Linked DNA regions of Homo sapiens: all the other regions are linked to region 2. The links are chromatin loops, found by intact Hi-C in ENCODE. Cell type or tissue: endothelial cell of umbilical vein. All regions are shown on one strand. Each heading gives the region's core, and the rest is flanking DNA. Links, peaks and the distances in the headings are about the cores only.

The links. Peaks named below come from ENCODE experiments on the same cell type or tissue, not always from the same donor. Only the 100,000 strongest peaks of a DNase experiment are listed, where the experiment ranks them.
Region 1: a loop joins it to region 2, with 14 times the contacts of the local background. A loop is called at or near these places in 9 of 110 quality-filtered maps.
Region 3: a loop joins it to region 2, with 5 times the contacts of the local background. A loop is called at or near these places in 2 of 110 quality-filtered maps.

What each region holds. Positions count from the first base shown.
Region 1 is chr1:56,827,778-56,835,777 of GRCh38, reverse strand. No RefSeq gene overlaps it. Among named protein-coding and RNA genes, the nearest start is that of FYB2, 12 kb to the right of the region's middle. In endothelial cell of umbilical vein, for the core only: a CTCF peak has its summit at 3,730 (motif pointing left); DNase peaks (open chromatin) are centred at 3,247 and 3,697; H3K27ac peaks cover 1,016 bases.
Region 2 is chr1:58,647,578-58,658,293 of GRCh38, reverse strand. MYSM1 (Myb like, SWIRM and MPN domains 1) reads left to right here. Exons shown (of 20, transcript NM_001085487.3): 20 at 1-3,551. Among named protein-coding and RNA genes, the nearest start is that of MYSM1, 47 kb to the left of the region's middle. RefSeq lists an enhancer at 5,363-5,657. In endothelial cell of umbilical vein, for the core only: a CTCF peak has its summit at 5,506 (motif pointing right); a DNase peak (open chromatin) is centred at 5,553.
Region 3 is chr1:58,391,415-58,402,130 of GRCh38, reverse strand. It overlaps a transcript of DAB1 not described here. Among named protein-coding and RNA genes, the nearest start is that of OMA1, 150 kb to the left of the region's middle. RefSeq lists an enhancer at 9,645-10,145. In endothelial cell of umbilical vein, for the core only: no CTCF peak of the experiment used is centred there; a DNase peak (open chromatin) is centred at 6,570; H3K27ac peaks cover 1,462 bases.

The DNA.
Region 1 (8,000 bases), core at 1-8,000, 1.8 Mb after region 2:
ACGCTGAGATTTCTGCAGGTGCCCTGGACCAGGTGCCTTGACTGGAAGGTCTGGCCACACTGTGGCACCTGTTCTCAGATGCCTGGGACATGCCCTTTTCCTTCATGGCCAAGGGCATCTTTATGGCAACACGTTCACCTAGTCCTCCCCTTTCTGGTGCTGTTCCGTATAAAAGTCTTTTCATTACGACGAAGAGAATGCTGCTAATACTATAGTCCCGTAGAGTTGTATTTGTGTGAGGTACTTGGTTTATTGGTATTTTGTAGACTCTGCACTCAACAGAGGCTGTACATTATCTGTGGGCATCTAAAAAACAAGGGGCTACATTTGTGGCCGCCAATAAGCAAATGGGGGAGTTATGGTGCTGTGCAGTTTTCTTAGTTTTGTCTTTGGTTCCAATTTATGCCTTTGTCCCCACGGTTTTAAATTTTACTTTAACTTTTGTGATTTTACAGTTTATATATTGTTCTTAGCTCCTTTCTAAAACAAGATATATGTAAATAAATATTTATGAAGAGGCGATATATATAAATCAGGGCCCTTGTGGAAAACAGAATTCACCCCAGGTGGTTGAAAAGCAGAGATTTTAATGACAAGACATCTCAGGGAGTTGTGAATAGGGTTGAGGGAATTGACAAGGAAGAGTGGAGCACCCAGCACGGAGCAAGAGCAGGAAGCCATTACCACACAGATGGTAGAAGGAGCAAGGTGGCAGGGGAAAGATGATCACTAGATCCCCACGGGGATGGGGGCCATGAGGAGGGTTGGTGGGAGCTCCAGTTGCTGGAAGGGTACCAGGAGTGGCAGAGTTTCACGCCCAAGTAGGAAGAGGGGCAGGGAAGAAATACCTCACCTTCCTTCTTATCTCACTTTGGGACCTCCTGCTGGAGCTTCCTAACCTGAACAGGCAGCAAAGAAGTCCAGGTGGTGCAGTCTCCCAGGGCACAGACAACGGCTGAGAAAGGTGGAGGACAGGTGTGGAGGGGTACTAAGGATAAACAGCAGAGATGAGCATGAGGTCTTAGGCTAATGCTCACAAACAGGGATCAGGCCTGGAGGAATGGGTGGGTAGAAATGAGTGGTTCAAGACCAGTTCTGTGAATGGGGAGCAGGTGCTGGGCTCACAGTGCCGCCTGATGGCAAACCTTGTGGCAAATGGGCTTTTTCTCTAGGGGCGTCAGCTTTTTCTTGTTTCTGGAGCACTGAGCTGACCCCCAGAGTCCTGGTAATCTTCAGAATGCCTGCAACTCACCTTCTTCCAAGCTCTACACGTTGCACCTCCAAGTTCCCTAGACACTAGCTATCTTAGTCCATTCGGGCTATGATAACCCAGAATACTCATAGACTTGGTGGCTTAAACAACAAGCATTTTATTTCTCACATTGCTAGAGGCTGGGAAGTCCAAGATCAAGGCCCCAGCAGATTCAGTGTCTAGTGAAAACCCACATCCTTGTTCACAGACACCAGCTTCTCACTGTAACCTCACATGGTGGAAGCAGTGAGGTAGCTCTCCATGGCCCCCTTTTTTTTATATATTATACTTTAAGTTCTAGAGTACATGTGCAAAATGTGCAGGTTTGTTACATATGTATCCATGTGCCAGTTGGTGTGCTGCACCCATCAACTTGTCATTTACATTAGGTATATCTCCTAATGCTATCCCTTCCCCCTCCCCCCACCCTACGACAGGCCCCAGTGTGTGGTGTTCCCCTTCCTGTGTCCAAGTGTTCTCATTGTTCAATTCCCACCTATGAGTGAGAACATGTGGTGTTTGGTTTTTTGTCCCTGCGATAGTTTGCTGAGAATGATGGTTTCTAGCTTCATCCATGTCCCTACAAAGGACATGAACTCATCCTTTTTTATGGCTGCATAGTATTCCATGGTGTAAATGTGCCACATTTTCTTAATCCAGTCTATCATTGATGGACATTTGGATTGGTTCCAAGTCTTTGCTATTGTGAATAGTGCCATGGCCCCTTTTATAATAGCACTAATCCCATTTGTAAGGGCTCCACTCTCATAACCTTAGCACCATCCAAAGGCCCCGCCTCCAAATATCATCACATCGGGGGTTAGGATTCAACTTATGAATCTGGGGGGCACACAAACATTCAGTCGTTTGCCCCAGCAGAGGCTCTGAGCTTTATCAGCTCTTATTGTTCTGCTTGTCACACAGTCAGGAAAAGGTCTCCAAGTAGTCACAGCAGCTGATGGGAGCCTTGGTTTACAGGTTCACATTCCCACTGCCTGCTGCTTTGTTCCCTGTGCTTGAGAAAAAGGCCTTCTCAGCTCAGTGAAGGGCCTCAGTTCTCTGGAGAACACATAGCCCTGGAAACATGCTTTTTCTTTAGAGCTAAGGGATTCGGTAAGCCTGCCTCCACACCCGAGCGGGTCCACCTTCACCCACTCCTCATCCCTACAATGGCTTCAAAGCAAAACCTCATTCATCCAGGCCCACAGACTCAGAATATGTGACAATGTAGAATCCAGCAACTCTGTTCAAATGTATTTGTTGCCATCTGTAGGGAAACAAGAGACCTTATCAAAGTAGAAAGCTAACATTTATTGAGCTAGGTACTCATGTATACTGTCTCATTCCAGGTTTGTGTTCATTCTGGGAGATAGGTATTGTATTATAGAAACCGAAGATGGAGGAGGTTCAGTTATTTGCCCAAAGTCTCAGTTTTACTGACTCACAGAGGCAAGGTTCAGGCTCTGTTTTTCTGGAGTCAAGGAACCATGCTTGTCCCATCACACGACACTGCTGCTTGGCAAGAGAGTGATGCTCATACAATTGATTGGAAAGAATAGGAGGGCTCTTTGAAAACAACAATTTTGTTTATTAGAAGAGGATCTCTTCTGGCTGGAAGTAGTGATTCATACCTGTAATCCCAGCACTTTGGGAGGTTGAGGCAGGAGGACACATTTTCTTGAGCCCAGGAGTTTGAGGCCAGCCTGGGCAACATAGCGAAACACACACACACACACACACACACACACACACACACACACACACACACACATTCTCTCTCTCTCTCTCTCTCTCTGTGTGTATATATATATGTCTGTGTGTATGTATATATATATACATACATATATGAGAATATCTTCTGAGCTTCATTATTATATTGTATGCCTACAGAGTTAGAAATAATAAAACTATATTTCCTAAAACAATTTGCTATTGCTCACTATTCAGTTGTTTGGACAAGAGTACTCTGACTCACTTCCCTTGTGCTGTGGAAAGAATGAGAGTTATACACAGTGTTACTGCACACGCATCACACACATACCTTCCAGTCGCCTTCCCCAGCCCATCAAATTCCACAGCCTTCAGGGCAAATATCTCATGCCCACTAGGGCCAGAATTCACATCCTCTGATTTGGGTTTTAAAGACAAAGATTTACACAGGGTAACAATCTTTTTTTTTTTTTTTTTTTTTTTTTTTTGCTGTGGTTGTCTCCAATTTCCCATTGTCTGAATCATAGCCATGGAATAAAGTGCATCTTTTTCTAACATAGAATATATTACTCCTGAAATAGTAGGAAATGTTGATAATTGCCTTTTATTGGACTTACAAATAATTTATAAGTTGGTCCGGTTAAAAAAAAAAAGTATCATAGTCTTTTATTTCTTTCGTTTCTTCCTCCAGGCTAGAAGCAACCTCTAAAAATAGCTACCTGTGCAGGGATGGGCCTAGCGCTCCCCCTGGTGGTCATAGTGCAGGATTGCGGCTTCCGTAAATGGACCTGAAGCGGCAGACCCTGCATTTGAATTAATTCTTTCTCCCCTAAGTACACAGAGAAATGTGATTTGTTCTTCCCAGTCATGCCTGCATTACAGAGCACTTCTGCTTATAAAGTCCATCTGCTTTGAGGGTAAGTAAATGATCAATTCCTCATATACATTATTATGTGGTGAACATTTTTCTCAAGTAACAACAGCCTCTGTGGTTCTATCAAATGTCAGGGGGGCTGGGGGTTTCTTCTTCCCTTAAGAAGATACTGAGGGAAGAAATATCAGCTGACCTTTGCATAAGCAGTGTAACTACGTATGGAGGGGATTAGCTAAATACGACTGTGTATGGGGGGTGGAGGCGGAGGAGAAAAAGGAAGAGAAGCAAGAGAAACAGACGCGGAAGGAGTCGGTAGAACGAGACGGTTAGCTTAGAATCCCGGCCCCACTTACAAGCTGCACCAGGAGGGATCCTGGGATGGCCCTCCACAGGGGTGACAGGGAGATGCTCGCCCTCTTCCTCTGGGCACGAAGAAGACTGTTCCCCAGCCTCCCTTGCAGTTGGCCACGCTACTAGATTCTGGACAGTAGGACGTGGGCAAAAGTGATGCCACACTTCCAGGCCTTACCTCTGAAGCTTCCCTGAAGATTTTTCACACACTCTGTCTCTAAATCCACACCAACGGAAACAAAATATTCCAAAACGTCAGGATCACACAAGGGAGGTGAACCAAATCCATGAATCATCATCTAAAGGACACCCACCCAGGAAAGCCACCTAATTCTCATTAGATTGTGATGTGAGCAGGAAATACTCATATATATGGTAAAGTGCTGAGATATGATGACTGTTTGTTAGAGCAGCCAGGTTCAACTACCCTGACTATTAAAGGAAGTCACTGAATCCCCCTGGGCCACCATTTCCTCATCTAAAGATAGGGTAAATATATAAAGAATCAACAAAACAATGTATGTGAAAACATTTGGCATCTATCAGGGCTGAATAAATGCTGATTTAAAAGCTATCGTGAGGCCGGGCGCGGTGGCTCACGCCTGTAATCTCAGCACTTTGGGAGGCCGAGGCGGGCGGATCACGAGGTCAGGAGATCGAGACCATCCTAGCTAACATGGTGAAACCCCGTCTGTACTAAAAATAGAAAAAATTAGCCGGGCGTGGTGGCGGGCGCCTGTAGTCCCAGCTACTCGGGAGGCTGAGGCAGGAGAATGGCATGAACCTGGGAGGCGGAGCTTGCAGTGAGCCGAGATGGCGCCACTGCACTCCAGCCTGGACGACAGAGCAAGACTCCGTCTCAAAAAAAAAAAAAAAAAAAGCCATTGTGCTTCACACAAGCAATATTTTCATGCTGGAAGAGCATTTTTGTGGCTATTACCCAGGTTTTTATTTGTAAGAAAAAGAAGATCCAACTCCAATGGGCGAACTGAAAGGGGATTTTATTGGCTTCCAGAGCTGGAAACTTCAAGCCTAGATGAAGCCTTAGACCTGGTTTAATCCATTCAGCAACTCAAGGACCACTCTTTATTCTGCTTGGTAAAGCTTCATTCTTAACCTGACTCCCCTGATGGTCAAAGATGGCTGTCAGCAGCTCCTGCTACTACATGTTCCTAGTGAGCTTTAAGGGCAAGAGGAAACCCCATCCCAATATTTCGAGAAAAAAAATCCCCTGATTGGACTGGCTTAGATCATATGCTTACAAGTGAACCCATCCCTTTGTTGAGATGGAGAATATGTGCTGATGAACTGCCAATCAGTTCCCACATTTGGGGCTGGTGGGAATCTGATTGGTGGAGGCAGGGGGGGAGGGACGGAGGGGGAGGAACCAGCTTTTCCTTAACTCACAGAGGGATTTAAGTGGGAGTGGGGGAAGTATGAAAGCACACATTTTTTTTTTTAATAATGTTTTAAAGCCGAGGGAAAGGGGAGCAGGGATAAGTGTATTCTAGCGAGTCTACCAAAAATGGGTGCCACAATTGGTATGTTTTTTTTCCCTTGACGTAAGAAAGAAGTTGTAGGGGTAGATGGTTAATATTATTTTGTGATCACTCAGAATGGTCATTTAACCTTTCAGAAATCTGTAAGTTAACTGGACATTATGGGTTTCAACTTCCTAACCTCTGACAATGAGTTTCCTAAAATATCCTCAGATATCGACTTCTTGAAATATGCTCAGATTTTGACTTCCTGTCTCTCTTGACAGTGCAGTGTTTTTTTTTTTAAAGTTTTGTAAGAATAATTTAATTCCTTGCTCTTCTGCTTTTCCTCCCTCTTTATTTCTTTGTATTGTCCTTTGATTTTGTGCAAGTGTTTTAGAAAGCATAAGGTTCTGTACAAATGGGAGGGATTTTTCTTCTCCTCTGCTCTTCATGCCTAAGGTAAATCATATGATACTTAATCATAAAATCATGAGACTGATTTTTTAAACAGACTACTTAGATATTCGAATGAGTACTGCTCTTCTGAGCAGTCACCTGGAGAGGTGAACTTCATATTCCAATGAATATTTGAGCCACAGCTCAATTCGTATTAATTATGCCTCAATTTTAACAAAAAGCATAATGGCTTGATCAACTGAATTATGCATCTGATTTAATTCCCAAGCCCCTGTAATGTTTCAAAAAAATGAAAAAGAAGAAAAGAAAACCACAACTGAATCTATGTTTGCAAATCCAAAGCAAAGATTTGTCTTCTTAAATAACATATCTTAGGATCTGAAGGCAACTGTCCATGGAGAGTTACAAAAATATTTTGGATCCCGGCATTAGAATAAATGTTGAAGAGCAAACACTCAGGAGGGTGCATGAGTTTTCCATTTGCTTAATAGAAGAGGAGGAGGAAGAGCAGGGAGGAGAAGGAGACACAGGAAGGCGGCAGGGTGTCACACTCTTCCCCTACATCCAAGATGATCTGGACCACCCTCTTTCAGCCACCCTGCAGCAGAATTCTCCCAGCCTACAGGCTAAATCTGAAGTCCTCAGCACACAATTCAAAGCGCGCATTGTGGCTACACATTCTGGGATGTGTAGTCTTTCCCTCCTGGGATGGCTTTCCTGACACACCCTGCACTTCTGCCAGAGCCAGAGTTCTCTCTGCTCCCTGAGAATGCCAGACCCATTCCAGAAGCTGTGCCCCGATCACACTGTTGCCTCTTCTGAAACAGCCTCTCCCTGCTTTCATGTCAAACTCTCATGCCTCATCAAGACCCAGCTCATGCTATCTCCTCCAAAAAGCTTTCTGAACCCTTTCCTTCCACAAAAAAAGGACATCATTGCTCCTTCTATTTTGCTCTAGTGGCTTAAGAAAAGTCAATTATGGTATTTACTGTTTTCTCTTGTATTATGTGTATCCCTTATGCCTGCCATGAGAGAGGTTGCCCACAGATGCATTCTTCAGCCCTGCCCTGTTCTCCCCCATATGGCAGGACCTCTGACCCCTACAGGCTGCAGGTCTCAGGCTTCTGCATCAGTTGGCTTCTGTCTGGGCTTGGCCAATGGAAGGCACTCACAGGAGACTACTGAAAGATGGGAGGAAGGAAGAAGCCAGGGTACTTCTTCTCTTCTCTAGAAGCCTCAGAAGGTAGAGGTGGCCATTACTTTCCCTTACTGATTCTCACGCTTCCTCTGAGTGATTCTAGCTCCTAGACCCTAATACACCACCTCCAATTTGTCCCTGTAGCTTAGTGGCTCCCAGCTCTTGCTAATCCCTGGGTATCCTCACAGCTCTCCTGGTGTAACCAATTGTCCATATTAAATTTCCTGCTTCCAATATGTAGAAAGATTTCTGTTTTCCTAACTGGACCCTGGCAGATACATCAGCTCATCTCCCCATCCAGGAGTTCCTGAGAATGGTCGGTTTAATAATAAAACCAGTGAATGGGTGAATGGAGAAACATGTTTACTTATCATAAATCATGTTTATATTTATACTTTCCAAGACACTTTCATGGCTCTGGGAAAGTTATCCACTTTTCCTAACTAGGTTCCCCATCCCCAGTCCTCTTGTTCAAGTTAACCCACACTCAAGTCCTGCATAGCATCTGTGTCACTGACAGATGGTGAGATACTGGGTGTGGAGTGAGATCATCACAATCAGAACAGTTAGAGAATCCAGAAAAACTGAGAGTGTTGGCAGGGGCCCTTAGGACAATGGCAAAGGATCCATTATCCTTCTGCTCTTCAGGTCTCATATGTGACTTTAGCCAGAGTGAGGCCAATTTACAGTTATTCCTAGAGCCCAGTGCAATTTGCA
Region 2 (10,716 bases), core at 1,290-9,289:
ACAGTGAAGTATAGCTTATAAAACAATTAGTTTGAGGGCTGAGAGTGTAAGAGGAACTATACCAAAAGTCAGGAAACCTGAGCTCTTACCCTAACTCTGTTACCAACTTTGCTGTGTGACCTTAATCAAAACACATAACCTGGACCCCATGCTCCTCACCAGTAAATCAAGGGCCTGAATTTTATGGCTTAGTATTCCCTTCCAAGCTCCGAAGTTGCGTGATTCTGTGAAAGGCAGTGATTGATTCCTTTGTACTCATCTTCCTTTTGACCTGTTTCCTCATGATATATTGGGGAACAAATACTAAAAAGTGTTTTATACTAGCTTTCTTGATTGACATTTCCCTATAATACTGATGAATTTGGGTGATGGAAAGTAATGGAAATTGTTAAAAGTTCTGCTCTCAAATCTGAGTCTCCTTGCCCTGTGTGCCAATGTTTAACCATATTTGCTAATCTAAGCCATATTGCGAGGATCTCAAGGATGATACTTGTCAAGAGTTTGGGGCCTTGAGAGCACAGTTTTCAAAATAATACTTAGTATTTTCTGACTATAGAGTACATTTGTCTTGTAAAGTATATTTTAAAATACAGAGAAGTGTGAAGTACAAATATCTCAGTGCTACTATTTAAAAAAACACAATTAGTATATAAATCCTTCCCCATTTTTTTGACAGTATAATTTTAGTATGTTAAACTTGGTTACTTCTTTCTCTCTTCCTCCATCATTTTCCCTGCTTCCTTTTTCTTTTGTCATATTCTTAAAACAATTTTGCAACCACAGGTACCCACATTGCTGGCACTACCAGCCTTGGGCTACTACCGAGGATAATGGAGCCAGGGCCTTGTAGAAGCACAGAGGAAGTCTAGAACTGAGGGGGCCTATGATACAGGAAGTTCAGGAGGCAGAGTCTCAAAGGAACACCTGCCTTTAATAATGTTTACAGAAGTGGAGAAAGGACTAAAGGACTTAAAGACATGCAGGTGTCTTCATCCTGATTCTGTCTTTGTTATTGCACAATGACTATAAAATAATGACCTAATTTTTTTTTTTTTCTGGCTTGGCTAATGGAAATCGACACTAGCGCTTCCCCAGTATTAGACTTAATCTAATTCCAAAGTAACATTCAAGAAAAGAAAAACCAGTGGAACAGGATCAGTAAGCTCAGACTCTCCATCTCCATTATTTTAGCCTTGACCATTCTTCTCTAATCCTTTTAAATTATCTTCAGTTTCCAGTTCAAGTTACATTGCTTCAGTTACAGTTTGTTTGACCCTGTATTCAGAGCTGCATTATGATTCTTGTGGGCCCTAGATAGTTTTGCCATCTTAGACCCCTTCTTCCATACAAAATTAAAAGTGATATTTTACAATTGTATCTGTATGAAATGAATGTATTAATATTTTAGATTAAAACATTTTGTTTAGAAGTTCAGTTTTTTCTTATGAGGCTAAAAAAAATTAAAACATTTTTGTGGGCTTCTAAAAAACTGTGGGCCTTAGGTACTGTGCCTAATGGATAAGTTGGCATTGCCTGTATTCTGAAGGGCATCATTGGAAAAATAGCAGTCATTATTCTGTCCCCTTCTCCCACCACCACAGTCCTTGGAGAAGCCTTTGCCACTCCATCCAGGAGCACTGCAGTTTCCACGGTTATAGATCTATAGACTTGAACTTACTTCCTTCCCAACCTAACGAAAACTCACAAGGATTACTTGGGACCATTCATCCTCAAAAAAGATAGGAGGCAGTGGTTTGTTTTAGTCTTCAGATATTTTTGTTTTGGTCAGTCCCTAATCTGTAGTTTTGAAACTCGTGCCACACTTGAAAGGGAAACATCCTACTACCTTTCTTTCCTCTCCATTTCCCACAAACCCTTTCCTTCATCATCACTCCCTGCATTCTTACTTCTCAGCATATAAATACAAGACCCTTCTTTCTATTATTTGTTGAAAGCTAGGCCTGTAAAATAGAGATGGACAGACCATGCATGTTTCCATGAAGCTATTTAATGCTGCTCCCAGTCTTCTGTCCATACCATTCCTTCCCTGCCCCTAGGAGTGGGGTTGAGGTCTGTGACATGCAGACTGTAAGCACAGTCAGAACCTCTGCAGCTCTCAACCCAACAGAGGAGACTGTGGCTTCAACATGCCAACCTGAGCAGGTCTCCTCTGCATTACCTTCCTCCCATTTCTCTTCCTGGGTCCTGATGAGGTGAGCTGGAGGAACCAATAGTCAGGATGCCCTGGAATTGATGTTGCTCTGTTTTGTGCTCACAAAACAGCCATGTAACACATGAGCACCTGAGTTGAAGCCATCCAGTCGCAAGTCAGCAGACAGCAGTTGATGGAATTCTCAGTAGAAATTCAGTAAGGGTGCCCAAATTTTATTTTTTTTTTCACCTATACTCTACCAATATATGGTATTTAGGAAAACTTCTTTTATCCAAGCACAAAGAAAAGCACACACATTTTTATAATCATCTGCTTCATCAGGGTAAATAAATAATTTAACAAATTTGATCAGCATCTCTAGTTTACCAGTACTTTAATATTAGTTTTCTTACAAATTAATGTATTTTGCAATATTTCCAGAAAATCACTGTGGGAGAATAATGTAATATACTTTAGGATATATTTCCTGACCTTTTCTTAAATGGCTTCATGTGCTATTCCCCCAAATTCTGCTTTCTCTATTTTCTTTTTTATTTAACCTATAATTATACTTTCTAGTATATTCTGAGTCTATCTTCTAAGCCACCTTACATTTTTCCTGGAACAAGGGAGGGAATAAATAGTTGCCTCCACTAAATCAGGAAAAAATAAAAATATCCCAGGGGAGCTGTGATTATGCCAAGAGCTCTAAACAGAAGTTTGAGAAGGTAAAAATTAAGTTGTAGTATCTGAGTTGTTTTTATTTTCTTCCTTTGGTGTTTATGAAGGTATTCATAAGAACTTTAATTTCAGGGGAAAAAAATGCCTGATTTGCTATTTTTGACATTTCCTCGTCTCTTAAGAAGTCAGTTAAATATGTTTTCATAGTTTATATTCCTGTTTCATAGATTACTGTGAAACATGTATTTAAACCTATGAATTATAAAATAGTATTTAGATTCTAGCGTGAGTTAAATAGATTAGTCATATATCTTTTAGATTTGTGGATTTGACATGTAAATTATGTGTTGTGTATAAGTAAGTTAGTTACTAAACATATGGCATGGTTATTGATAAACTTGTTGCTATTTTTTTCCAAATGCTATCAGTGTTTGTGGACTTTTAAAAATTAGTTTGAATTTTGGAATGTTCTGTGATAAAATGTAATTTCAACTATTTTGTACATTTAAATATGCCATGTTGTATATGTCTGTATTTAAAAATGTTGTAAATACCTGCATTTTAAGAATTATGAAAGATTTTCCTCAAAAATGACAGAACTCTCCATACTTAATTGTGACACATTATAAGATATCTGATTTTAAGCTTTTGGATTTTGTTCTAAAAATTAAGTTTAAACATGCTGAAAATTCCATAAAAATAAAATTTTGAAAATAAAGTGATCATTTGGATTATTTCTAAATTATTAGCAATATACACATTGAATTGCAAAAAAATGCCACATTTTAATTTATCAAAGATTTGTTGAGCATCTGTTATATAGAACACTGTAGGGGAAGCAAAGATGAGGAAATCTTAATTTCTTCCCACAAGAAGCCTTGTAAGTGGGAAAACAGATAAAGCCCAACATGAATAGCTAAGACACTGAGATGCAAAAAGACTTCCAGGGTAATGGATGGTTAAACAAATGAGAGAAAATTCTCTGGAATATGAGCAGTGAGATCAATTTCTGGGGAAGAGAAGCCGCCTAATCAGATTTGGTTAAATAGCATTTGTGGGAGGATGCTCCAGAGAGGTGTTTAGCATAGGTGTGGAGGTAAGGAGTGAGAATGGCGAGAGTTTTGGTTAAAGGGTAGAGTATATGAAGATGTTCATTATGAAAGCAATACACATTCTGTCAACTAAAGGCTGTAGAAGGTGTAAAGGAAGTGAAAATCTACCTTAAAAGCAGTATTCCCTCATTTATTGATCATCAACTTTCCAGTCTTTATGCAAAACCTACAAATTTTTTTTAAAAACCCAACAGAATCATACTGTATATCTTTAACTTCTATAATTCTCATTGAGGACATCTTTCCATGTTGGTGCCTAAAGTCTATTCATCCTTTACAGTAAGTACATAGTATTCTGCAGTATATATTTGTCTTAATTGATTTGATCTGTTTTCAGTTGAACTTCAGGTTGTTTCCATTTTTCTATTAAAAATATATTTTTTCTTTTACACAGTTAATACTTCTCAGAAGAGTCATAGAACCTTAGTTGCTAGATCAACTATGCAGCCTTTAAATTTTGTTAGTATCTGCAGAAAAATTTTTATTCCTATAAGCTAATTTTCCTTAGAGTAGTACAGGCATATTCTGTCTTGTTACAGAACCAGTTTGAACTCAGGCACCTAAATGATAATCATTTAGGTGGCAAAGTACAAGAAATAGTAAATCCAATGCAGGTATTTCTGATTGGGTGGCCCTCCTGGGCAGCTCATCTTCAATAGATTCCTTTCACATTAGTGTTATCCCTTGGAGGACAAGGGGAACGAGGAAGAGTGGAGGGTTACGCACCTGGTACTTAACTACTTGGAAATACATATGGTTTTTGCTATTCCTTTGGGAAGAACTAAACATACGTTCCCACCTGAATGCAAAGGGAGCCGCTAAATGGAGTCCTGATTGGACTGGTACTTCTGCAAAATTCTACATTATGGAAAGGAAATATGAATCGTTGTTAATGACTAGCTATCTCTGCTACAGATGGCTTGGATTGATTTTCTAAAATAGTATAAATTTGTCTTTGCATGGCCTTTAAACTACTGTACTTGAGACCCCATGTTCATGAAGAAAAGTTGACATCAAATTTCTTTGAAACCAGAGCTCTATATTAAAATGGATAACCTATCTCCCTTAATTCAGAGAATTTTAAAGCTGGAAAAAGGATTGTTCAGGCTTACAGTTCTATATTTTAATAGGAAACAGGTTCCCCAAAATGAAGCAAGTTGCCCAAAGTCACAGCCAAGTTTGTAGCAAGATCGCCCCTAGAAAGACCCCAGCTCTGCCACCTAACCCAAGTGCTACTGCACCATCCTTTTGAGTGATGTCACATTATTTTTCAATCTCATAAAGAACTACTTAGTATTTTATGTGAGATTCAAATGTTAATACGTTTTAATTTAAAATGTAATTGTCTCTTTTAGAACTGCAAGATCTTATCAATGCCCAGAACATGATTTTTGTGGAACAGTTGACTAAGGAATTACTATTAGAAGTGCTATAATTAGTGAGACTTTATTCGCTTTATTGGCATTATCTAAGAGTAACAAACCCAAATCCTCGATGTTTGCATGCATGTCCACAAAGCCATGTTCTTCAATAATTGTAATGAAAATGTTAATGCTTACGGCCACTAGAGGGTGCTCTGTCACAGTGTGTCAGCACTACCATCTCAGCCCAGTACTGTTGGCTAGCCTAAGAGGCAGAAAAGACTGCACGTGTAGCTGAATTTGTAAGCACTAACACATTCACTTTTCTAGTTTCTTGACATAGTATGATCTAGGGATGAGTTTCCTTGTTTCATAGTATCCAGGTTAACTATCTTCACTTTTGTTTATAATAGTAACAGCCATCTATTATACATAGATACAGTGCTAAAAATGCTTTACATAACAGTGTCACATTTAGTTTCCACAACAACCTTGCAAGAAGAATCTTACTACCCCCATTTTAAACTTAGCCATAGAGTGTTTAAGTCACTTGCCCAACGTCATGCAGCCAGAAGTGGCAGAGAGAATTCAGATTCATATATAATTCTAAAGCCAGCTCATTAAGCTATTACGTTATTGATTTCAGAGCTGGAAGAAACTTAAGGAACAATTTAGTTTAGTCTCCTCACTTTGAGATGGGAGAACTGATACCCAAGTCCAAGTCACAGACCCAGTCAAAGCCAGATTGGGAAGTCAAAGTGTGTGCATTCCTTATCCTGTGATCTTGGGTCACGCCTCATGGCAATTCTTGCCTTCTCTGAGCAACAAAAGAAATCCTGTGCTCGTAGGTCCTGTGTCATGCTTTACCCAAACATGGTAGATGATATACCAAGGGATTGTCTTTGTTACCCAGACAACAGAAGGAATGGACCTTATGGATAGAAATTTTGCTCTGACATGGTTCTCTATTCTCTATTTCATAAGAGCCTCTTGCATTGTCACAGGTAATTAATCTTCCTGCTTCCAACAGGTCCCCCTCCATCCTCTACACTGAAGCCGAGGGATTTTTTTTTTTCTTCACGAAGCATAAATCTGAGCACATCATTTCTGTGCTTAAAGCTTTTTTTTTTTTTTTTTTTTTTTTGAGATGGAGTCTTGCTCTATTACCCAGGCTGGAGTGCATTAGTGTGATCTTGGCTCACCACAACCTCCGCCTCCCAGGTTCAAGCCATTCTCCTGCTTCAGCCTCCTGAGTAGCGGGGATTACAGCCGTGTGCCACCATGCCCAGTTAATTTTTGTATTTTGAGTAGAGATGGGGTTTTACCATGTTGGCCAGGCTGGTCTTGAACCCCTGACCTCGTGATCCACCCGCCTTGGACTCCCAAAGTGCTGGGATTACAGGTGTGAGCCACCGTGCCCCGCTGCTAAAAGCTTTTTAATGGCTTGGCGAGTTTTCTGCACCACTCCTGACGCGGAAGCGCAGAAGACCCTTACTTACGATGCACCCCTCTCTAGCCTAACCTCCTGCCACTCCTGCCTTCAAATACAAATACACACACACACACACACACACACACACTCCTGCCTCTGCTTTTTGCCCTAGCCACTCAACCCATTTCAACTGCCCATCTTGGATTAGACAAATCCAAAATGGGCAGCTTCACCCCTGCAGGCTCACCCCTTTCCCCATGCTTGAACAACACCCTTCCTGGTCCCAACCTTCTTCAAATTCAGCTCAAACATCACTTCCACCTGGAAGCCTGCCTGCCTTGAGTCTTCATTCACTCCAGATGGGGTTGATTGGGCCCCTCTCACACCCTGTTCTTATCTCGGCCCCAGTCACACTGCCTTCTGCTTGTCTCTTTTCTTTCCTACTACTTCTATGAGACGGAGCTTCTGAAGGGCTTGGACCCTGCCTTCTCACACTTCATATCCCCAATGCCTAGTATAATACCTAGCATAGATTAGGAAGGCACTTAATTGATGGCAGCTTGATGAATGGATAAATAATTGAATAAGTGAAAGAAAGCAAAAAGAAAGAATGGAAGGCAGATTCTTGGGGAAAAATCAGTTCTATGACAATCAGTTGCTGGATTTCCTGTGAGGAGTAGAAAACAACTGAGACAAAGCTGTTTGTTCTGAAAAACAAGCCCCAGAGTCTAGGTGGGAGCTGAGAGCCCCGGAGAAGCCACATCTCTTCATTATCTTAAGTGCAATGAGCACTTCAAGAGACATGAATCAACTGATTAGCAAGGGCAGCCTACTCCAGGAGAGGTATTCTCTTGCAATTTTCTCAAAAACACAAAGGCAGGTGAGATTATAACACTATAAACATAATTGCATTTTCTAATCAAAAGTGCAACATAACTTGGGTAATTATGAGGCGTCAGCGGTGTTACCACTTTATATCCTGAGTATTTTTATCACTACGAGTTGGGTAGCAACTGCTCAAACATTTTCATCCATCACCTTGTGTTCTCTTCTGTGGGGTTCATACATGGAAAACAAAATGAAAAAAAAAACCAAAAAACAGAAAAAACAGGCAAAAGGGTAGAATCCATTTAAAGATGACTAAGGTGCCTTAGTCATGCTGGATTTGAGGTCCAGCAGTGGGATGGGTTCTGCATTTTCTGGGCAAGTGATTTTTCTGTCAGGCAAACAGGACTAGGTGCATCATCCACAGCCCTGCCTGAGGGGAGCCAGGAGAGACAGGTCCAGCTCCAGCCCACACCCAGGACCTTTCTCCACTTTGAAAGATGCCTGTGAATTGCACTTCCGTTTCACCCAGGAAATCAATGCAGCCCAGCTTCTCTGCCCAGGGCCCAGCGGAGGAAGATATATCATACTCTGGGCAGACCCAGAATGCAGTTAGTTACCGTCTCCTCCTTAGGAGGGAGAACAACAATAGAACCAAAATAGCAATGCTAAAAAGCAGACATTTGGAGGGCTTGGGGGCCTTTTGTTGCTGCAAAAGGAGAAGGAAAGGATTTTGCCATGTCCCTGGGGTTTACGCGTTCAAGAGCCCTCCCTCCTGATCCAGGGACCTGGGACAGGCTGTGGGACCTGCAGGGCTCTATGTGGCATGAAGTTCCTTCTGGTTTTGTAGAGAGACAGGGCTGTACAATAGGAGCCCTGGATTTCTGGTCAAAAGCTTTCTTGGTGAAATAGATCTGGACAGGAAGAGAAGAGAGAAAAGGCACTCTAGGCAGAAGGTGCCCCGGAAGCGGTGGCACAGTGCCAAGAATTGTAGATTTCCGTGAGGCTGGTGTGCATCGTGTGTGGCTAGGAGTCGGGGACCACAGAAGGGGATGTGGACATGGGGTCAGGTCCCCCAGGGTGTCCAATGCTATTTTAGAGAGGGGTGCTTTCATGTTCCTCATGGAAAGAGATTCAGGCAATCAACAGCCAACATCTTCAAATCCTAAAATGAAAAGGTTTCTCTAAGCCAGTAGTATTCAGACTTTTATTTAGTTAGAAATCGCTGTTGAAAACAAATCTTGCATTAAAACCAAGCATATAAAACAAGTAATAACCAAAAAATAGAAAAAACCCAACTGGATATCAACTGATAAATGGATAAATTAAACATGGTCTACCCATACAATGGAATTATTATTCAGCCACAAAGAGAAATAAAGCACTGACATATATTACAACATTAATGAGCCTTGAAAACATTATGCTTAGTGAAGAAGTCAGACATAAATGACCACATTTTGTATTATTCCATTTCTAGAAAATGTCCAGAATAAGCAAATCATAGATAGAAAAAGTAGATTAGAAGTTGCCAGAGTCTCAGGTGGGAAGAAGGGATTGGGGAGTGACTGCTAATGGATACAGGATGTCTTTTTGGGGTGATGACATGTTCTGGAATTAGTGGTGATGGTGACGGTTGTACAACCTTGTGAATATACTAAAAACCACTCCGGATACTAAAAACCACACTTAAAAGTGGTGAACTTGATGATCTATGAGTTACATCTAGAAAGAGAGAGAGACGGAGGGAGAGAGGGAAGGAAGGAAGGAACCAAGCAGAGCCGATTTGGCTGAAGGGAGGAGGCACTGGGAAGTACAGTGGCCCTTATGGTTGGCCCTGTTTATTTCCAATGTCTGCCCAATCTCTCACCCAAGTTTTAAGCTTGGCTTCCAGATCCCTGGGGAGCCAAGTAGGAGAAAAGATATAGACACCTCAAAATTGAGCATGTAAACTTTCACCTAATCCTCCAATTTTTCCCCACTCCAGAAAGGTTCTGCTTCACTTTCTCCAGAGACTGACCAGGCAGCGACTACCCTCTTGGGGGTGAGATGGTCAGTAGCCTGCTAAGGAAGCAGGAAGCCACTAAGGGATAACTACATCTTAAACCCACTTTCTCTCTCTCTCTCTCTCTCTCTCTCTCTCTCTCTCTCTGTGTGTGTGTGTGTGTGTGTGTGTGTGTGTGTGTGTGTGTGTGTGTGTGTGTGTTTGAGACAGTCTCACTGTGCCACCCAGGCTGGAGTGCAGTGGTGTGATTTCGGCTCACTGCAACCTCCATCTCCCAGGTTCAAGCGATTCTCCTGCCTCAGCCTCCTGAGTAGCTGGGATTACAGGCATTCACCACCACGCCTGGCTAATTTTTCTATTTTTAGTAGAGATGGGGTTTCAACATGTTGGCCAGGCTGGTCTCCAACTCCTGACCTCAAGTGATCCTCCCCCGGCAGCCTCCCAAAGTGCTGGGATTACAGGCGTGAGCCACCGTGCCTAGCCTTAAACCCACAACCCACCTTCTACCAGCTATCATCATTCTAGCCCCACTGGCATCCCCAATTCCAGATGTCCCTGGTGCTACAAATTCTTGAGCTTTGGGGGTTCCACAAGGTAAATCAGGTCACTTCTTGAGGGTCTGCTTCTCCCACTCTCCAGACCTGCTAAGTCAGACCCCATGCATTGATTCATTATTGTCACGTCTCTCAAAACAAAGCCCCCCTACTACCTTGCTGTGCTTGAGTGATGTTTCAGGAGGGCATGGGATTTCATTGTGTGTGACCAATCCATTAACCCAAATCCAGCATGCTTTTCTATAGTTTCTACATTCCCTTTGATTAGCATATATTATTATTATTTTTTAAGAGACAGGGTCTCACTCTGTTGCCCAGGCTGCAGTGCAGTGGTGTCACCATAGTTCACCACAGTCTTGAACTCCTGGGCTCAAGCGGTCCTCCCACCTCAACCTCCCAAGTAGCAGCGACTAAAGGCGTGCACCACCATTCCTGGCTAATTTTTAATTTTTTTGTAGGACAGGATGTCACTATGTGGCCCAGACTGGTCTTGAATTCCTAAAGTGATCATCTTGCCTCAGCATCCCAAAGTGTTGAGATTATAGGCATCAGCCACTGTGCCTGGCCACATTATTTTTATAATCAGAAAAGAAA
Region 3 (10,716 bases), core at 1,659-9,658, 260 kb after region 2:
CCAGGAGCATATGAATGCAGGGCCCCTCTCATGCCTGATGCCAGAGTATACTCATCTCCACTCTTTCTCAGTGCATGGATTTCTTAGTATACTCAAGACTCCATCAAGAATTGCTCATTACAAGTGTTGGCAGCTGTGAGCAGAGCATTTATTTTATTTCTTTTCCTAGGACTTGGATAAATAAGGGAATTCAGCAAATATGGAGCACCTTATATGTCCACACAACATGTAAAAAGGCAAGGATGGAAATAAAGACAGAAAAAAATTCTGACATGGGGATAGCCTGAATATAGAATATGTTATGTATTTTAAAAAGACATCAGTTACAACTAACATCTAACTTAGACCTTAGGAAAAGTAATTGTTTCAGAAGCTGTGAAAGGAAGAAGGTGATACCCATTATATGCTGAGTTTTTTGTTCTAGTTATTCATTCATTCAATCAACCTTCATCAAGTTTTCTTCTATGTACCAGGCGTTGTTTTAGTTGCTGAGATACAGTAGTGGACTCCACAGAAATAAAAGTCCACGCCTTCTCAAAGATTACATTCTGCTGGAGAAAAACAGATAATAAATGAAATAAATAAGTATATAGTCACATAAAGATGATATGCAAATAGAGAAAAAGCAGGAGATGGAGATATGATGTGCTGGGGAGAGGATTACAGTTTTGTGAGCAAAGAATTGAGGAAGGTGATGGGTGGGTCTTAAAGATGTCAAGGGGAAGAGATTCTAGGCAGAAGGAAGAGCAGGTATCTTCCACTCCTATCCCCCTTATGGGAGCCTGCCCTCAACATCTGAGAGACAGCAAAGAAGCCAGTATGACTGGAAGGGACTGAACAGAGTGGGAGCAGAAGACGAGGTCAGTTATGTAATGGCACAGGGTGGAGGCAATGGGAAGATCACACTTGGGTCTTCCAGGACACGGGAAGGACTTTGACTTTTCCTTGGAGGCTTCTGGGCAGAGAAGTGGCATGAATTGATTCATGTAAGTTATGCCAGTCACTATTCTCAAGGACTCTGAGAGTCTGGAATTATTGGCCCCAGTTTGTGATGTGGAATTAGGATCAGACAGGGCATATAACTTCCCCAGCATCACACCACTAGTGAATTTTAGAGCTGGGTTTCAAATGCAGCACTTTCTGATGACAATGCTCTTTCCATTAGACCACACTGCCTCCCCCAGTCCTTGTTCCTTTATTTTGTCATGGTTAAATATTAAAAGACCCACCTTGTCCATCTTCATTTTAAATTTTCTATATTAATTTTTAATATCAAAATGCGTAATTATTCCCAAAACACCTAAATAATAATTATCAATTGTGAATTTCAGAGAATTATACTTATATATTTCATAATCTACAGTTATAATTATAATAAAATTTGCTTTATAGCCTTTGTTATGCCCACACTATCATTTAAAACTTTATTGCTTCTGAGGTTCTGATCATTTTTTTGTGTAACGGTTAAGAGTTCTCCTCCTTGATTTTCCTGGCAAAATTGACAGTTTCCCCTCTGAGCTGTCTCAGCGCCGTAAATACATTTCTTCTAGCACCCTAGCAAGACTGGATTATGATTCTATTGTATCTGCCTGTCTGTTTCTCTAAACTTCCATTCTTTAGGGGCCAGGATCACATCAATAGTAAATACCCTCGGGGTGTCTGTCCTGCCCAAGACCTGATTATTCCTCTCCCTTAGATGGCTGCTGCCCTCCACAGCCACCCTTGAATCATGCATCACCATCCTAATGGCCACTGTTGCTTGGACCAGGGATGGGTGTCTGGTCTGAGCGGGGCCATTCAGATGATCTTCTGGAACTGAGAGGTGGCCCCAGAGATTCTGGCTTTGTCTCCTCTTCACAGAGGAGATGTAAACTCAGGAGTATTACTATGGCCATCTTCTGCTTGCCATATAGACTGACTGGGAAGTATGGAAAGCTGGTTTCTGTTGAGAGAAACGAGATGCAGAGAAAGGCAGAGACTAGGGACCAGAGAAAGCCCTGCCTGGGATGCTGACAGATCTCTATTTCCTTTGTTTAGCCTTTTAAAGGGCTGGCTGCACTCTCACCTTTAAGATTCACAAAATATACTGTATTCTTATGAGAAATTCAATTTATTTATTTATTTATTATTTATTTTTGCTTTTGCTAGCTTGAGCTGGTTTTCGTTACAACCAAAGACTACTAAATAAAACAATGTCTGGTTCATTTGCATAACCCCGGACCTAATTCTATATCAGTGTCTCACTCAAAGACAAATCTTGGTTTGGCATTTTCTAGACCTGAGTTTAAGTGCCAGCTCCACAGATTACCTTGGCATATTGCTTCACCACTTTGAGCCTCCATTTCCCCTTCTGTAAAATAGGGATAATAAAGGGGTTGTTGTAGGATTAAAGTGTTGGGCATGCATTCGTTGTTGCTCAGTATTTGGCAGTTGTTATTATTAATGCAAGTTATGGAATGTATGCAAGGAGAGACAATTGTTCTTGACCACCTCACTTCGGAGTGGACCTGGATGGTAGATGAGTGGTTAGAGCTCGGACTTTGGAGTCTGACTTCAGGAGTTTGGTTCTCAGATTCACCATTTACCAGCTGTGTGAACCTGGGCAAATTATTTGAATTGTAAACACGTCTTGGTTTCCCTATCTAAAAATCGCACTTTCCCTATCTTTGGCACTGCAAGCACATAGACTTCAGCCTAATCTGACTCTGATAGCCAATTTGGCCTAAGAGGTGGGAGGCTTGGATCCCAGCCCTGCTTCTGTCACTGGTCGTAACCTTGAGCAAGTCATCACATCTCAGTGGACCTGAGTTAGGAAAGTGCTCATCTGCAAAACAAGCCTAATCTGTGTTCTGCCTGCTTCACAAGATTGTCAGGGAAAGGTCACAGAGGATCAAAAAGAAACAATGCATTATTTTGTACACTTCAAAGCACTATACAGATGTAAATTAAGTACTCTGAATTATTCATATGCATGCCTGTCTCCCATGCTGACTTGACTTATCTGTAAAATGGGACTGTGACATGCTGACATTGCATGGTTGTAATGAGGCTGAAGTGAGATAACATGAAAACACAATTCCAATTTCTGGCACCTACTTGTAGCCCAATCCGTGGTGGTCTTCCTTTCTCCTTATTTTACTAAGCAGTTCACTGCCTTTTTTATTTTTAAAATTTGGTTCTCCATCTGGTCCTGGAGTTAGGGCAGTGTGACCTTATCCCCATTTCACAGATGAGTAACTTGAGGCTCTGAGACATTAAGTAACTCAGCAAAGTGATACAGCAGTGGCAGAAACAGAACTGGGAACCTATTTTCCATTCACCCCTGTATAGCCAGTAAAGAACTGCACTGAGGAGCCAGCCTTCCTCTGCTTCCTGTCCCAGCTCCCCACTTACTAGGTTGGGAACTTGGGCAAATTACTCAACTTCTCTGTGCTGTTGTTTCCTCATCTGCAACCTGGGCAGAGTAATTACTCCTGCAAAATTGCAGTTACCACAGAGAGTGGTTGGAAGGATTAAACAAGGTAATGCTATGCTGCTTAGCATGTGCCTAAAATGTGGTAACTGCTCTCTAAGTGTAGGTTATTATACTCTACGATCTGCTATGGATGCGCCACAGTGGGTACAGATGTGAAAACAGAGGGTCCTGGGATTAAGTCTAGGCTTGGCCTCTTACAACTGTGTGGCTTGGACGGGCATGGAGCCTCCCTTCCGTCTCTAACGTGGAGAGGACAGTGCCTGTCTTGGGAGATTAGAAGTCATGGCACATGTGGATTCTTTAGAAATGTAGCAAGGTAGGTTGGTGGGATGAAGCAGGGCTTGGGTAATAATAGCAGGGAGGTTGAAAACAGCTTGATGTGCACAGATGTGTTTTGAGGAGCAATGAGGAGTGGCAGGAATGAAGAGTATAGATGTAGACAAGTCTGGATCATGGAGGACTCTTTATGTCAGCAGAGTAGCTTGAGTCTCTTCAGACTCACTGCATGCTTTTATGTGGGGAAGCAGGGAACAGAGTTGGCCTGTTGAGAGATCATTCTGGCAGCTGTGAAGATAGATCGGAATCCATGTGCGCAGTGCCAGGGCTCTGTTAGAAAGTGTTATGGGCGAGAGATGGTAGTGACCTGAAGGAAATCCAAGGGTGTGGGATGAAGACAGGGAATGGCTTCTATGACTACTGACTACTGGTTGAGGGTCTGCTATAGGCTTGGAACTCACCATTCCAAGTGCTTTGCAAATAGTAACTCATTTAATTACCTTAACAATGCAGTGAGGTAGGTACTATTATCCCCAGGTTACAGATTCAAAGATGAGGCCCAGAGAAACTAAGACATGTTAAGGAGATCAAATCCACAGGACGTGGTGAATACTTTGATGCGGGGTGGTGGGGAGCAATAAAGGGGTAGGTGACCAGCTTTCTGGCTGGGATGACTGGCTGGAAATTCAGACACCCAGCAGAAGGAGCAGGCTGGGGAAGGAGGCAGGAATGCTATGAGTCAAGCTGTGTCTATGTTGAAGACACCAGTGGCTCCTGTGAGAGGATCTCTGCATTGGATAGGTATGTGGAGCCCAAGAGTATGCCAGATGTGGAGGCGTGGCCTTCAACCTGGTTTCAGGAGTCATGAAGTGGAGGGAGAGATAGAACCCTCTCAGGGAGATCTGAGGGTTGACGAGAGAGGTAAGGTCTGAGCCCTGGAGTATGTGACCTTCACAGACGTTTCTGTCTCCTGCGTCCAAAGCCTGTTCTGGTCCCAGGGCCTGGACTGAAGTGCAGGCTGCATGCCTCTCCGGAGCTCTCACTCCCACTTGTGGGGAAATTAACGTTTCTGCATGAAATGTCAGAACAACCAATCCCCATATGCTTTGAGGTCAGGAATGTTGTGCCTGGGCCGAGTATGGGCTGATCACAGGTTCTTCTGTGAATCTTCTCAGCTCTTAGACCTTGAGGGACAAAGGAGTTGTGGGAGTGTTACCGCTTTCCTCCCACCCCGCTCTCTCCCTCCCTCTCTCCCTTTACCTACTTCTCTCTTGCCCTCTCTGTTTCTTTTTCTTTTCTTTCTTTTTTTTTTTTTGAGACGGAGTCTCGCTCCGTCGCCCAGGCTAGAGTGCAGTAGTGCGATCTCGGCTCACTGCAAGCTCCGCCTCCCGGGTTCACGCCATTCTCCTGCCTCAGCCTCCCGAGTAGCTGGGACTACAGGAGCCCACCACTACGCCCGGCTAGTTTTTTGTATTTTGTTTAGTGGAGACGGGGTTTCACCGTGTTAGCCAGGATGGTCTTGATCTCTTGACCTCATGATCCGCCCGCCTTGGCCTCCCAAAGTGCTGGGATTACAGGCGTGAGCCACCGCGCCCGGACTCCCTCTCTGTTTCTTTATGTCCCTGTGCTTTGCTGCTTTGTTTCTGCCTATTTCTGTCCTACTGTCATTCTGTTGCTCCCTCTTTCCCTGTCTCTGACCCTTTTTGTCTCTCTTTGCTTCCCTCTTTCTCTCTGTCGCCATGAGTCTCTCTCTGCTTCTCTCTTTGTCTCTGCATGCTGGTTTCTGTCTGTGTCTCCCTCCTTGCATATCTCTGTGTCTCTCCCTTTGTCTCTCTCCATCTCTTGTCTTTGTGTCTATGCACTGCCCGCCCCCACCGCCACACCTCTGTGTTTTCTTTCTCTCCTTTCCCTCCTCCCTCCTGTCTCCTGCCTCTGGGAAGAGGGCAGAGATCACTGGGCAGGATTGGATGTCATTAAACGAAAAAAAAGAGAAAGGACTCCTTTTCTCCTGCTTGCCTCTGGGGAATGCCTAACAATGAGAAACACTTTGGTGGGTAATCGATAGGAACAAGATGCAACTAGACATCTTTGTTGGGCAGTGCAGCCGGCAGTTCCCTCTGACTGGAGCCCCTGGGAATGGCTGGCCTCTTGACCAGCCTCAAACAGAGTGTATCACAGTGCAGCGGACTTGAAGTGTGAGCCCAGCACATCCTGACCTGGGGGTGCCTCATTTCCATCCCCCCCTCCCCTCCCTCCCCTGCCCTCTTCTCGCCTGGTAATACTTCACAAATATCATGAATAGAAAGAGACACTGTAACAGACAGGACATAGATTGTAGCCAGCATAGGTTGTGGGGCTGGCTAACAATCAGGGTTTCTCTAGCTGGAGCACTACTCTTAATCTTTCTAAACCCCAATTTTCTTGTGTGTAAACTAGGGAGAATAACAACCGTAATCAATTCTAGGCAAGGCAGCTGGTTTTCTTTTTGAATAACAAATTTGATCAGCACCTCCCCGACTTAGACCCCCACAGCATGGATCATATCTGTCTTTTTTCAATGCTGAATCCCAGCACCAAGCTCCAAGGAGATGCTTAATAAGTGTGTGTGGCAACACAGTAGGTACTTCATATGTGTTTGTCAAATGAACAGACTACCTGCTTCTAGACCTGTACTGCCTGGCTGTCTTCTTTCTGCCTCTAACTTCCCAAAAAAAAGAGCTCCAGGCTAGACTCTAGATCTTTGCTCTTGCTTGCCAGCTTTGTCTTCCCTTTTCTGCCTTTTTCCTCCCTGCATGTGGCCCTCTGAGGTTATGAGGATGAAAGGAAAAGGAAGTGAGTCACACAGGCAGGAATTCAGAACACTGGCCTCTTGGATATAGCCAAACCAGCAGAAGCGTCCACATATGGTATCATAGAAAGTTAAAGAAGGAAGAAAACTTAGAGATCATCAAGTCTGCTCATTCTTCTCCCATTTTACAGATGGGCAATCCGTGCCCAGAGAAAGGGAGTGACTTGCACAAAGTACTATAACTTGTCTCTGTGGCAGAGAGAGGGACAGAAGAAACTTAGAGTTCTACAATTTCTCAAAGTTCCTCAAACATTATCCTTGGTCTTTAGTTCTACACACCCTTATGCATTGGTAAGGGCAAGCCCCACTGAACCCCATTCTCCATTTTAGTCTTAGTAGTGGCGCTCACAAAACCTTCCCCATTCTTCTTAATGCAATCCAACCATAAGATGCATTGCTAACAGAGGCAAACAGGGCCTCTCACTTTAGATGAACCAGCCACAAGAAGCTGCTTTTTGACAGGCTTGTGTCCACTTATCCTGATTCAGCTAGACTGTCGGAGGCTTTCCATGACTCCTCCATTCTGACTAAGATTTGCCATTTTTTTTTTTGCTTCCTCTATACCTTGTATATATCTTATCTTTGGACATCCCACATTGCTTTTTTTAAAATCGGCTTTATAACATATAATTTATGTACAATAAAATTCACCAATTTTATATACAACTCAATGAGTTTTGACAAATACGTACAGTAGTATGACCCCCAGCACAATCAAGAAACAGAACACTTTCATTGGCCCCCAAAGTATAATAACATCCATACTCTCTTGAAGTCAATTTCCTACCATTGCCAGCCCCGGGCAATCATTGATCCAATTTTAGCTGTGATAGCTTTGCCTTTTCCAGAAGTTCATATAATTAGAATCATTTTGTATCTGGTTGCTTTCACTTAACATAATGTTTCTGTGACTCATCAATGTTGTTACAAGTATCAGCAATTCCTTCCTTTTTATTGCATTACAATAGTTATCCAGTTGTTCCAGCACCATTTAATTAAAAGACCATCTTTCCCACTGTATGGATGTACTGCAATTTATTTAACCATTCACGAGGTAATGGACATTTGGATTGTTTCCACTTTTTGGCTGTTGAGAATAAGGCTGCCATGAGCACTCATGTACAGGTTTTGTTTTATTTTTATACGCTTTCATTTTTCTCTGAGTAAATACTCAGGACTAGGATTTCTATGTTATATGGTAAGTGTATCTTTAATTTTAAGAGAAACTGACAAATAGCTTCCAAAGTTCTGTAGCATTCTCCATTAGCACTGGCAATGCATGGAAATTCCAGGTTCCACATCTCTGCCAACACTTGGAATTATCAGTCTTTTTATTTTTAACCATGCTATGGTGCAATCATATCTCATTGAGGTTTTAATTTACATTCTTCTATGACTAATGATATTGATCATCTTTTCTTTGGTAAAGTATATTCAAATTTTTTGTCCATTTTTATCAGGTTGGTTGCTTTCTTATTACTGAGTTACAAGTATTATTTTCATATTTTTTAAATTTTATATTTAATTGACAAATAATAATTACATATATTTATGGGGCATGACATGATGTTTTGAAATACGTTTACATAATGGAATGATTAAATCAAGCTAATTGACAAATCTCTCAGCTCACATACTTTTTATGTGTGGTAAAAATATTTAAAATCTACTCTTTTAGCAATTTGAAATATACAATGGATTATTTATTATAGTCACTATTCTGTGTGATAGATCACTAAAGCTTATTTCTTCTGTAAAACTGGAATCTTGTGCCCTTTTATTAACATCTCCCCTTTCCCCATTTACCCCCCTGCTCCAGCCTGTGGTGTTTACCATCTATTCTTTACTTCTATGAGTTTTACTTCTTTAGATTTCACATATAAGTGTGATATGTATCTTCTTGTGTTTTCAAAGTAAGTTCTTCATGATGAATATAATATTTTCTCCTAGTCTGTGGCACTTGCAAGTCCAGCACCATTTATTTCATCATGGCCAGACCTGAGGTTCGTTAATTATCTCTCTGAGCCTCAGTTTTTTAATATGTAAAACGGTGTTATAAATGTGTCTACTTCTTAGAGTTTGTGAAGATTAAAAGGAATAGTGCATATAAAACTCTTAGCGTAATGCCTAGAACTTAAATAAGAGCTTGAATATCATCAACTAACTGTTATTATTTGATTTGTATTCATTCCATCTCTGCTCAATCAATAATAGTACTCTTTGGGCATTAACTTGTATTATCTGCAGCTGGTAGCTGGAAATAACTGGAGCTCAGGAAACCAGTCTAGACTAGAACTAGAAATTTGGTTGGGAGGCCAAGGTGAGTGGATCACTTAAGCCCCAGAGTTTGAGGCCAGCCTGGACAACATGGTGAAAACCTGTATCTATAAAAAAAAAAAAAAAAAAAAAAAGATTTGGAAGTAAATAGCATGGTATGTAGCTATGATTTGGAGTCTGGAGGCTGACTGAACTCAGAGTGAGAGTGTTTATAGTGAGATGATGAGATAGCCACAGCTGGAACTCTGACCAATCCCAACTCTGACCGATCCCAACATTTGAGGGATAGGCAAAGGAAGAGGGCATGATGGAAGTTAATGAGATTGTGTAGCCTGAGAGGAGGAGGAAAGCCAGGAGAGAACAGAGTCATAGAAGCCAAAGAAGGAGTAAGATCTGAGATGGAAGGAAACACTAACAAACTCAAATGCTATACAGAAGGTGAGCCCTGAAGAAGAGACCAGTACCTTAGCCAAGAGCCAGTGCTTTCAGTGGAGAGGTGAACAGGAAGTCCAACGACAGGGTTAAGAAGCAAGCAAGTGCTGAGGTTTGGGAATCACCAAGCATATAGCTCATGTTTCCCCCACATTTCGTTTGAGATGGTGAGAGGAGAAAGGAGATGGTAGCTTTCTTTAGAGGGTAGCAGTCGTGGAGGGCAGTCTTCCTTTTTTAGTATGGGAGAGACTGAAACGTGTTCCTGGACAGATAGAACAGAACCAGTGGACAGCAAATGGTTGAAAGGACAGAAAAGAGAGTGGATAATAGTAAGGGTGAGTCCCCTGAGGTGGCAAGAAGGAATGGTGTCTAGAGTGTAGAATCAGCTTGGGGCAGGGGAGTGTGGTGGCTTTATACTACGTCAACCCGCTGAGACGGAACAATGTTTCTCTTTATAGTTGAGAGTTAGGATAGACCAAAAGAGAAATTTGCATATGATTTGAAAGAATGGCAGAGCCGTTACATCTTGAAGGTCACTGTGGTTAAACGTGGTGAGAGGTACATGCAGAGGTGCTGGCTGACTTCAGCTTGTTTTGGTTTTTGTAGTAAAAGTGAGATGCCAGAAAATTTGAGCTTATCTTTCTTCCCCTCAACTCTGCGCTTAGCTCTTCTTCCTTCCTGCCTGCCCTGCTAAGTGATGTTAACCCCAGAACCATAATCTGATGCAGCAGCAACAGCCTTCCAAAGACTTTTCCATCAGCTTTCTTTTGCAGATCCACTCCAGCAGATACATGAGCCTGGCTACGCATATTCCTTCATGAATGCCTATGTGCCCACTCATTCTGGTATTTCAAGATGGCTGCTTAGTGACTTATTTGATTTCCCATCTCCCTGTTGGGGTGCTTACTTACCCAGTTTCTACTACAGTTATAAAATGTGTTAATTCTACAACAAATTCATATTTTAGGATATTCACAGAGTTTCAGCTTTCCTGATTGAATCTTGATTGATGTGGGATGGGGGGACATTCTTACACACATTGCAAGACGACACTAAGAGTGGGTGCAGGAAGCAGTAAGAGGGTGGATGTCAAGGGAATTTGGGTCACGTGGTCTTGATGTCATATGAAGACATAGGAACTAGGTCAAATAAGAAAGATTTGAGTTAGGGTGGAGATTGAGGCTTGGAAAGCTTGGAAAAGCTCTGGAAAATGGTACAGTAAGTGGAAGAAAGAGTTGAGAGTATCCTCTGTTGAAAAGCCAAGGGGTTGGAATGTGTACTGGAGGAATGTTAAAGGAAGGAGGCCCGAATTCAAGTCCTGGCTTTACCCCTTCTTAGCTCCATGGCCTTGGATAAGTCACATATTTTCCTCTCTGCGGTTGCTTTTGCCTATTTGTTCTCCCTCCTC